Regions from separate parts of the Homo sapiens genome. Here region 2 is linked to region 1. A link is a contact called in ENCODE Hi-C or POLR2A ChIA-PET data. All regions are on one chromosome and are shown on one strand. The core of a region is the stretch at or near the end of the contact, and the rest is flanking DNA. Distances in the headings are between cores, read along the strand shown. Region 1 holds the start of WASL-DT (WASL divergent transcript). Region 2 holds the start of ZNF800 (zinc finger protein 800).

What was found. A loop is a pair of places that touch in the nucleus more often than their neighbours do. ChIA-PET counts read pairs that join two places held with the same protein, here RNA polymerase II (POLR2A). Pooled maps may share reads with other maps.
Region 2: a pooled map shows a loop between it and region 1 (11-fold over the local background). The contact joins the promoter of ZNF800 here to the promoter of WASL-DT in region 1. A Hi-C loop is called at or near these places in 8 of 37 single-sample maps with no recorded cell type and 15 of 50 pooled maps. POLR2A ChIA-PET finds 5 or more read pairs at or near these places in 2 of 52 experiments (CD4-positive, alpha-beta T cell and activated naive CD4-positive, alpha-beta T cell).

Annotation. Positions count from the first base shown.
Region 1 is chr7:123,745,938-123,751,762 of GRCh38, reverse strand. It overlaps WASL-DT (WASL divergent transcript), which reads right to left and starts at 2,568. Exons shown (of 1, transcript NR_170281.1): 1 at 782-2,568. WASL (WASP like actin nucleation promoting factor) reads left to right here and starts at 2,760. Exons shown (of 11, transcript NM_003941.4): 1 at 2,760-3,145. The coding sequence starts at 3,029. RefSeq lists silencers at 2,478-2,797, 3,258-3,347 and enhancers at 2,376-3,030, 3,790-3,839.
Region 2 is chr7:127,388,953-127,394,232 of GRCh38, reverse strand. ZNF800 (zinc finger protein 800) reads left to right here and starts at 1,525. Exons shown (of 6, transcript NM_176814.5): 1 at 1,525-2,173; 2 at 2,618-2,736. The coding sequence starts at 2,676. RefSeq lists enhancers at 726-855, 1,596-1,725, 1,570-2,070 and silencers at 1,166-1,565, 1,966-2,365.

The DNA of each region.
Region 1 (5,825 bases), core at 1,319-3,818:
TGGAGGGTAGAAGACAAGAACTTAAATTGCAATTTTGTGGACAAAGGACTATACTAAAAATTTGGAGAAAAATTAAAGAAAGGTTGGACCTGAGGAAAAAAGTCTACTGTGGTCATCATTTTCCATCTCCAAGTCTAAAGAAAACAGAAAAAGGGCAAATAGTAAAAAGAAAATTGCATTTAGATAAGTCATAAAATTTCCTGAAAGAAAAGAAAATCAAAACAATAGATAGTCTAGGCTAGTAAGAGGTTGTGAAATGATTGGAACTCAATAATTCTCAGAATGAGATAAATTCTTGAACGCAGCTACTGTCCATTCACCTATCATCTCATGGCCTTTTTTTTTTTTTTCACAGCCCTCTCCCACTACTCTTTCCTGTCTTCAAAATAGTTTGGTGGTCTACAAGTTCTAAAAGCTGGTATTTCTAACATAAAATTTGCTAATCTTTCAGTTTTTATTAAATTAGAAGCTAATAGGATTCTATCTCTGGATTTACAGTTTTAAAAAGTTTTATTTTGGCATACTGGGATATATGTAGCCTATTTGATATAATATATGGCCTAATCAGAAATTCTGCTATCAAGTTCTTCACTATATTTTTGAAAAAATATGTACAATTGTATATTTGAAGGACAGTTTTTGAAGAGTCAGAATTAGAACAAAGGTAAGAATACATATATTAAGTCTTGATCCCTTAGCTCAGGGAAAGCAGAAAAGACCATAGGCAAGGACTGTCAATGGCCGACAACTAATACTTGAGTAACCACTATGTATCAGGTACTTTACATGTGATACCTTTTTTTAATGTCTTATAATTTTAGTTTAAAAAAATTTTAATACACAATAACTGTACATATTTATGGGGGTACATAGTGATGTTGCAATACATATAACATATAGTGATTAGGGTAATTAGCATATCTATCATCTCAAAAACTTATGTCTTTGTTTTGGGAACATGCAATATCCTTCTTCTAGCTATTTGAAACTATACAATATTGTTAACTATAGTCATCCTACAGTGCTACAGAACACTAGAACTTATACCTCCTATCTAGTTGTAATTGTGTATTTTACAACTTTGAAGTAGGTGTAATTATCCCTATTTAGACTATACCTGTATGAAACAGAAATTATTTTCATTTTACAGATGAGGAAACAGACGCAGAGAAGTAATTTGTCCAAAGTCCATAGGGTTGTAAGACTCATAACAAGAACTACAACTTGGGCCTATCTGAATCTTATACTTCTGGTACTATACTTGTTCACAGGTTTGAAAAGAGCTTTAATTTCTATTATTTCTCAAGAATTTGTAATGCTTTCTCTTGTCACTGTGCTTTCAACTTAGAGGAGTTGCAGTTTTGATAAAAGACAAACTGATTTAGCTTCTAGGTTTGTTAAATATGTAATTCAGAGGCAACTCCAGGCTTATATTTCTACGACTGCTTTCTAAATCTAATTATTTTATAAATAGTCCTGTTGCTTTAATTCACTTTTTACCCTAACATAATTAATCAAGTTTAACTTTGAAATCTCCATATTTTATGTGAGAACTCCCAAGGCTATCCACTTTTATTTTCCTTTGTAAATTTATTGTTGCTCAGCCTATTTCATTAATGGCAGCTTTAATTATAATATTTTATTATATTTTCAAAGTGCATGATAATGGTTTACCAGTCTGGTTAGTACATCAGAGATTTCTATTGGGAGCTATCAGAGATGTTAACATCCAACAATTTTACCAAAGTGTAATTGTTATAGACGTCTTAACATGAATTTACGCAACAAAAATATGTTTAATGTGGAGAACAGTGAGATGCATATTTGATAATTCACTGCAGTCTGCATCATCATCTCTATATTCCAAAATTTCGTCTTAAGCCGTTTAGTATTTAACTTACAGAAGAAAGGGGGTTATCTTAGATAACTTTTAATATCCTAAGGTATTTTCCAATTCACGATACAGGGAGAAAAGAAATGTGTCCAGGCCCTTAGAAGAAAATACTTTGAATTTAAATGTGACACATACATTAAACCCGCGTGACACGCCAGGCAGGCGGTGGAAGTCAAGTGCATTTGTTTTTGTTTCATCCACCAGGGCGATCTCTTTCACAATTCTGGGAGAGGCCTGTTTGTTCCTCCACTCCCACAGCTGAAGTTTGGGACAAAGTTTGAGAAAATCCCAGGCACCTGCGGCTCCTATCGAAGCCGGCGAGGAGCACAGGGTAGAGCGTCTCTTCCCAGTTTTCAGTCTTCAGATCGCAGGCCTCTCGGACCCGCAGAGCGAGCTTCACGCTGCAGCGCTTGAGAAATAAGAGCTATTCCAAGGAGGGGCCCTGGGTCCTCACTGACGCTTCGCAAAGGTGTACGTCCGCCCAGGGAAGGCCGGCGGCGCAGCGACGGCGAGGAGTCCCCATCCATCTTCTCTTCAAGCAGCAGTAGCTGGGTTCGGGTACCCAACCGACGAGCCGAGACGCCAGAGGCCAGAGTACGAAGTTGGAAGCCTGCGCCCCAAGCCAACCGGGATTCCACTTAGCTCCGCGCGGTCCGCGCCTCGGCCGGAAGGGGGCGTGGCTTCGGGCCCGCGCCGCGAGGCCCGCCGCCGAGTGGGGGGGTTTCTCCCGGGCCGCAGCCGCGCGTTTCCGGCGCGCTCCCCCGCGCCCTCCGTCCTGTGGTCTCGCCCGCCCCCGCTGCCATGTTGGATTGTGCGGCCGCCGCCGCCGCTGCGGGAGGGTTGGGGGAGGAGTTGGGAGTTTAGCGCAGTCGCCGGAGTGCGAGGACAACGACCATCCGGCCCTAGCCTGGCCGGGCGGGTGCCGGGAGCTTCCCTTTCTCAGCGCGGCGCGAAGGTGGCTCGCCGTCAGCGCCTGCTTCCCTCGACCTCGTCCTCCTCCCCGCTCCGGAGGAGCTGCGAGATGTGGCGCCTCTGACTCCACTTCTCCCCGCCCCTGTCACCGAGAGGGGGAACGAGCTCTCGCCCACTCGCCGGAGGAGACGGCCCTGGACTCCCAACCCCGCCGGCGAAACCATGAGCTCCGTCCAGCAGCAGCCGCCGCCGCCGCGGAGGGTCACCAACGTGGGGTCCCTGTTGCTCACCCCGCAGGAGAACGAGTCCCTCTTCACTTTCCTCGGCAAGAAATGTGTGGTCAGTGGACGAGACCCGCGTCGCCACCCGTGACATTACCTCACGGGCCCGGGCTTGGGGGCCGGGAAGTGGGAGTGGGGAAGGAGGCGGGAGCGGCGCGGGCCAGGCCTCCCGCCAGCCCCGGCCCCGGCCCCGGCCCCTCGTCGGCGCCCTCGCCCTGCTCCCAGGGTGCGGGCCGTGGCGGTCGGGCGCCGCCTTCCCGAGCTGCTGGAGAATAAGGGAGTGTCACCTCCGCAGGCCTGTCCTCCAGCCTGGCCGGGCCTCGGCCCGCGCCCTTGCTGCTGGTTAAAACTTTATTCTCAGGCCACAAGGGGATTTTCTTGCAAGAGCCGCTTGGTCCTAGAATCTGGGCCCTTGTTCTAGCTCTCGCTTCACCTCTTACTGCTTGATCTGGGGGTACGTTCCTTAACAATGCCAGGTTTGAGGAGTGGATAGGTCGGGGAAGGAAGGTGGTTTTTAATCTCCCATTAGGATTCCAGGAGGGAATGAAGTCGAGTGCAAGAGCCTGGGCTCTCTTCGGATTAGAGAGGGTGCAAGAAATGTTATTGCTCTTCGTTAAAGAGAAACAAGATTTATTTCTCTAGCAACCTTGCCTAGGCCTGGTTTCTACTCTCCTTCCCACTGATTTTTTTTTTCCCCCCATTGGTGGGAGGGGGTGCTGCTCTCCCCGCAGCCATGCGCAGGGAAACCTCAATCTCTGGTAGCTCTTGGCTTTTGGGGCCGAGAATGATTCTTAGTTTGGTGCTGTGCGGCCAATTCCAACCCCAGATGGCCGGTTGGGAGCGAGCAGTTCTGCTGTGGGAAGGGGAATGTGTGTTGTTGACGGAAGCATTCATTACATTGGCTGCTGGCAATTCTGGGGGTGGGGAGGTTCTGCTCTGTGGTGTAGGCCTTGTCGGGATCATACTGCGGTGACTGGGTTGAAGTGTGGTTTGTTGAAATACTGGCTGGATCCCTTTCTCTCCACTTTGCTAGCACCTGCAGAGTATGTGCCACTGGAACCCAGAAAACACGGAAATTTCAACAAAGCAATACCATTTTATAACTCCTTTAAGTAATATTAGGTATGCCAAACCAGATTTCACCTGCTTCTTTAAGAAGTTAGGATTAGACAATTTCTGGAAAGTTATTGGATTCATTGTTAACTTCATAGGAGTCCACCCTTTGTATCTTGTGCCATCCGGTTGGAGATTGAATCGTTCCATTCAATTTCAGATGTGTTTCATATTTCGGAATTTAGACCTTAGAGAACATTGAGTTTCCTGATTAGAAGGATGAAACAAGAGGAGTGGCTCAAAACGAGAATTTTGGGTAACAACTTTAAGCCCCTCCCCATTCACACACACTTTTTTCAACAAATGAGAAAACTGATCCAGTGAGCCCAAGTCATACAGCAATTTAATAATGTAACCAGAACTAGAAAACCAGGACTCCTCACACCTAGTCCTATCCCATTGTACTTTGCACTACATCATGTTGTTTTAGAAGGGTATTTTTTTTTCCTGTTACTGATTTATTTCTAAAAGTGGTGTTAAAGAAATAACCACTTTGCCTTTTTCACCAAAAACTAATTAAAATACAAGATTCTTAAAGCACCACTAATGTTTGCATATGCTCAGTTTAGGAAAATCTTCAGCACTTTGAATGTTAGTTACCTCCAATGAAAAAAATTCAGTTGCTGGTTTAGTAGATTAGCTATGTAACCTGTATCAAAAAGGAAGTAGTTGTGCTGTGTTCTACATACCAGACACATTAACTTTAGGCAGAAAGGACATTACATTTATACACAAGTATACTAATTGTTCTGTGCTTACCTGTAGTTTTACTGGTTTCGAAAAATGGCAGATGGGGAAAAATACTGTGATAGAGAAAAATGATGTTGCACATTGGTTAGTGTAAGTGGATTGCTGAATAGGCTCTCAGTATTCAGTGCTTAATTTCTTTATGCCATCTTTTATTAATCAACTGTACCTTTTGAATTTGTCATTTAAAAACCACACTTTCAGTTGTCTGCTTTTGTGGGATGAAGTCGTTGCAAATACTAATTTCAATATTTGAAGTCCCTAGTTAATAGAGAGTGAAGTAAGAGTGATATTTTAATTTTTGAAATAATCTTTTCCTCCCTTGGCTGATTATTCAGGTTGTTTTTGTCCTTTAAAACATTACTGAAATATATTGTCTCATAATAAATCCAGCAGTAAGATTTACAGGTCAGACCAAATGTGTTAGGCAGAAGTATACTCAGTACTCAGAGCTCTACCTAAGAATTCAAGAAATGAAACAGAAGCAGTTATAGTCGAAGCTCTGGAGGAGCTTCATTTCTTCTTTCATTCAACAAACATGTATTGAATAAATGTTGAGGTCAAAATCTGGAAGGGCTGATACTTGTCCTCAGGGAGCTTACTAGGTCTAAAAAGGGAAACGTGTAAACTGATAAGTCAGTGCTTCAGAGTGATGTGTAAGAGGCTGCTTTTCACAGTAGAAAATGCCTTGGCTTTGTAACAGCAAATGTGGGTTCAAACTGGGGGTCACTTTGGACAAGTTTCTTGAGCTTCCTATCCTAGATTTGGTTTTCTCATCTGTAAAACAAGGATACTATCTCATGGGGTAGTTGTGTGGATTAAGACTGTGTATAAATATATGGAAACTATTTTTATAAAGGTTTAGGGGATTAAAGGAG
Region 2 (5,280 bases), core at 276-2,775, 3.6 Mb before region 1:
ATTTTATATAAAATGTGATTTTTATTGGCTGCATAACAAACACTATCACAGAAGTATCATAACTTATTTTACATTAATTTATAAACTGTGGCATTTCATATTTTAGTTTCACGTTGGGTGATGCCTCTTAACTATGGGACAGATATATATGATCATACCACTTATGTGACTAGTTAAAGATCACGTTTCTATCCCTTTCTTGTCATCCCCTAGAATCAAGCTGCTGCAATCCCCGGAGACCTAATGCAAACGCTTCACCTCCTGGACCCAAGCCATCCCGCCCCCCGCCCCCGCCTCTCCCGTAGCTGGGACCACAGGCACGCGCCATCCTGCCCGGCTAATTTTTTTTTATTTGGTTGAGAGGGCGTTTTGCCATGTTGCCAGGCTGGTCTCTAACTCCTGGGCTTAAGCGATCCTCCCGCTTTGACCTCCCGAAGTGCTGGGATTACAAACACCAGCCACTGCGCCTGGCCCAACATTTTTAAAGTAACAAATGTATCAATTTACAAACTTTCCTTTGGATTTTGAAAACTGAACTTTTTCTCTTCTAAACAAAGTCTATCTACTGAACTTCAGTTTTTTCAGGACCCCGCACAATGGCAGCTTAAGTTGGACCAACTGGAAAGGTTTTCAGTGGATCTTGGGGAGGATCGGAGACAAGGCGAATGGGCTTTATTCTCTTAAAATTTCCTGACGGGCGGTGGACACATATTTGCTTGATGTCACCAAGAGCAAGAATTACGTTCCAGGAGCTGGGAGGAAACAACGGAGGCGGCTCTCTCGCCCCCAAGAAGCGGCCCTTGGTTGGCAGAATTTGACAGATGACTGGGATCTTCGAGGATTTTCCAAGCAGGATCGGGGCGCAGAAGAGGAGGGAAAGTGCGTGAGCCCACGTGACCCAACTCCACTTTCAAGTTTGAGAAGCGGAGCTGCCAGGATAAATACCCATCTGCTACCAATAGATGCTTTCCCTCCCTTGGGCCTGATAAAAGAATCCCCAAGTTCCGGGAGGCATGCTTCGAAAATTGTTGGCAGGAAAAAAATGTTCAACTTTTGCCATTTAGCAATGCACTGACAGCCTTTTGGGGATCATCACTACTTATGGCTCATACATCTGCCCACCGCTTCCTAAGTCCTCTCCCAACCCTCCCCGAGTTTCAGTTCCACTGAACAGAGAACAGCGAGAGCAACAGTTTGGTGGCCGAGCAGCCCGTCTCCGTGGGCGCGCACGCCGCATCGCGGGCCTCACACCTCACTTTGGGCTTCGGCTCTCGGTCGGCCCGAGACTCCGGCCGCGGCCCTGGTGTCCCCCGCCCCGGTTCCCTCCCCTCGGACACGGCCCTCGCGCCGGCGGCCCCGGTCCCCTCCCCACCGGCCGCGGCGGGCACAGCGCGTCGCCTACCCACAGGCGGGGGCGCCGGCCGGGCGCATGCGCGCGGCGCTCCCGGGCGTGCCGGCCACACTCCCCCCACCCACTCGGTGAGCTTGTCACTTCCTGCCCTCGCCCCATCTCCGTCCGGGGTCAGTCAGTCGCTCCCTGTCGCTGCCGGAGAGTCTCTGCTTCCCCCTTCCTACGCGCTCCGCGGCGGTAGCTCGGGCTCTCCGGAGGAGGGGGCGACAGAGTAAAAGAGAGGCTGACTTAATAAAGTTTCCTGAAACAACAACTACCACCGAAAAGGCCCAAGGTTGGGGGAGACCCCCATTTTTCTCCGCCCCTCTCCTAAAGCCTGAGGGACCGTTGCAGGTGGAGCGGCGCTGGTGGGACCCGGGTTGCGGCGGCAGCCGTTGCCCCGGCGAGGGAAGCCTCAGGTCCTGCCCGCTCCGGTTCCGGCTCCTTCGGTGGTGGCGGCGGCAGCTGCTGCCGGGCGGTTCCTCCTGTCAACTGCCTCCGCCCGCGCGCCTCCCGCCTAGCCACACAGCGCGGAGGACGCCGTGAGCCGCCGCCGCAGTCGTCTCGGCCCGCGGAGGGACGTGGTGAGCTGTGGCGCTTCCGCGTCAGCGCCGGCGGGGACTCTTTGGGAGCGCGTCGGGCCCGAGTCCGGGTTCCCCCGCGTGGTCAGCGGAGGCTGCGCCAGGTGGGGCCCGCAGCCGCCTCCCACGCCAGGCTGTCCCCGCGGCCGCCCGGCCTGCCTTCCTTCCTTCCGCCCGCCCGCCGGCCCGCCCTAAGAGTTGAGTAAGTTGGGCGCACTTGGTTGTGGGGACGGGGTCTCCGCCAGGGAGACCCCAACGCACGTGCGTAGCGGGAGGGCGCGGCGTGGGCCAGCAGCCGGCGGGAGCGGCACCTCCGTAGTCCCGGAGCCCGGCGGTGCCCGCCGCGCTCTGCGCTCCGTTTCCGCGCGCCCGCCCGGGACGGCGAGGCCGCAGCCGCCCGCGCTGCCGGCCAGGCCTTCGCCCTGCGCTGCGCACCCGAGGCTGCGTTTCCGGGTAGGGCGATGAACCTGTGTGGGGAGTTTGGGCTGCAGGAGGGTTTGTGCGTCTTTCTGTTTTCTTTTCGAGAGGGAGGTGCGGGTCCGTGGAGGGAAAGCGGAGAGCTGATGATGGGAACGTATCTGGAAAATGCAGCCAGTGCCCCCCAGGAAGTTCAGGGCGAGTGACGGGTTTGTGCTTCTTTCAACAGCCACGCCGCAATGAAGAGCTTCTTACAGTGAAAGCAAAGTAGGTCGAGTCCACTGAAAATGCCTTTAAGGGACAAATACTGTCAGACTGACCACCATCATCACGGATGCTGTGAACCAGGTAGACCCCTCTTCGTCCGCAGTTGCTTTGCCCTCCATCAGAGCCACTCTGCCTTCTCTTTTTTTCTAGCTTTTTTTCCTCCTGCCCCAGTAGTCATTCTTAAGCAGGCTATGATATTCCCTAGCATAAGCCAGTTATGAAGCTAAAAGCTTGTACAAACAAGAGGTCTCCCCTGCTTGATCCCTTAAAAAAAAGTACTGCAAGTGTCACCTTAAATCATTTCCACAAGATCAGTCGCTCAGTCTTTTTTCTTTCTTTTTCAAGGCATCCTGCAGTTAATATACTCCTATGGTCTGTAAATGTTTAAAATTGAAGAGAAAGGAAAACATAGAATACTAGATTTGTTGTCGTGAAATTGTTTCACTGAAACTTTAAAAATTAAAAGTTTCTTAGGCATTTTAATCAGCAAGTAGTTCTGAAAGTCTAAAAGTGAGTTTAGTTTGGGTTTTAAAAGTTTGTTGAACTCATTGGGAGAATCAGGTTTTGCTAAGCGCAACCTTTAAAAAAATATCTTGGGCAGAACATATTATATTGCGAAATAAAAGAGAAATCTCTTTTTTTATTTAGGTAGAATACATAATTATTTCCAGGGTATTTTATGGAATGAAACTTGCTTTAGTTGAATTTATCATATGAAAAAGTTTTTCGGAGTCTCATGAAGAATACTAGCAAACTTTAATTTGATAAACTTGATATACTGTTGACAGTTCTACTTAGAACTTTGATATGCTTTGTGACAATCATTAAAAGGTATAACTTAAAAGGGAATCATTGAATGCATACCATCACTAAATCAAATAAAGGCTAGGCTATTCTAGTTTAAAGGCGGATGTTTATCATTATTTTTGACCTAAAAGTTATTAGATTTTTAATACATTTGCTTGCTTTTTGTTGGAGTATTTTAACTGCACTTATGTACTTGGATTTTATCACAGTAGAGTTCATTTTAGGTAATTTTCTGATTAATGGAAAAAAATGTTATCAGTAGAAGGGAAGAGCTTCCATTTTAAGAAAACTTTGCTACAGATGAGGATAAAATTCGTACTACAACCCTATCTCTACTGTACTTTGCTGAGATCAGTAATAACTTACCTGTACTAATAAAACAGGCAATCCTTGGATGGGATCCAGTTTCTATTGAACTGCTCTTGACCTGTTTAACTTTCAGGATCCTTTCACACTGCATATTTTGTGTATTTGAACTGCAGATATATCACTTATGTTTTACTGATGTTGAATGGAGTTTGCTAGTTTTGAACTATACAGATGTGAGTGCCATTTAAACTCATGTTCCACTGACCTTTTAGTCTAGTTTTTTTTTTCTGAGAACACTTTTAATCATTGAAGTTGAATTAGTTAATGAAACCATCTTATTTAGGAAGAAATTTATTGATCATTCATTTCTTTAACAAATTGTTATTGAACATCTATTGAGAGCACTGTTGAAGGCAATGGGGATATAAGTGGTGAACAAGACAGATAAAGTTCTTTCTTTATAAAATGTTTGAGTGGGAAGAGATAAACATAAAGAAGTAAACAAATAAGCTAATTTGTGATTATACCTTATTTAGTATGTTCTGGTAATGAGTTTTCTGAAGACTTTAATGTCTTTAAAGATGTTTTCTAGACTTGAGCTTTTTAACGTGTATTGAAATGTTTTTGCTTGTTTTTTTTTCTCCCCAACTAGCAGGAACTCAGACAAAATTGTATTAGTTTAAAATTTTCAACATCTTTTACTAGAAACTTTTTCCATGCAGGTTAATTTTCAGACTTATCACGTCAACAGTAGTTACTGTTTTCTTGCCTTGTTAGCTTGAATCAAACTTTCTTAGAATTTTGTTGAATGGATAAATAGAACTTTGTTAACTTATAGAGTAGTTCATTGTCATTATTTCAGAGGAAGGTATATGCTGAGTGGGTAGGATATTTCCAGGACTGAAAGAAATATGTTGTAGTGTGATAGCTTTTAAAAGATCATGTCCACAGATGGAGGGAAGATGACATAATGTTTGATAAAAATCTGTCCACATTTGGATTATGAATACTGGGTGAGTCTCCAGAGGAGATCAGTATATTCCTGATGAGGCCATTCTGCCTTGAAGAGATAGGTCAATTTATAGTGAAGGGTGGCACTATAACTCTGGCAGTGTATGTATTTTCTTAGTTATGTTTTAAGATTTTATTAATAGAAATTTCCAAACCTTCAAAACTAGATAATATGAGGAACTTGATGTAACCATCACACAACTCCATCAGTTGTTACATGGACAATCTCTTTTCCTCTATATTCTCTCCTCCCCTCCTCCCCCAATTCCCCTCTCTACCTTCCACTTACTCTCTCTCCCTAATATTTGTAAGCAAGTCCCATACGTCATAAATAGAGTGATCTTTTAAGGGCCTTGTTTTAAGGGAGGAGAGACTCTTACAAAAGTCAATGTTATATTCTGGGAAGTGTGTTTTTGGAAGGGTGTAAGGAAAGATGTTCTGAGGATTTGGGTTTTTTGGTTGGAGAAAGATTTTTTTTTTCTAAATGGTCATGTAACC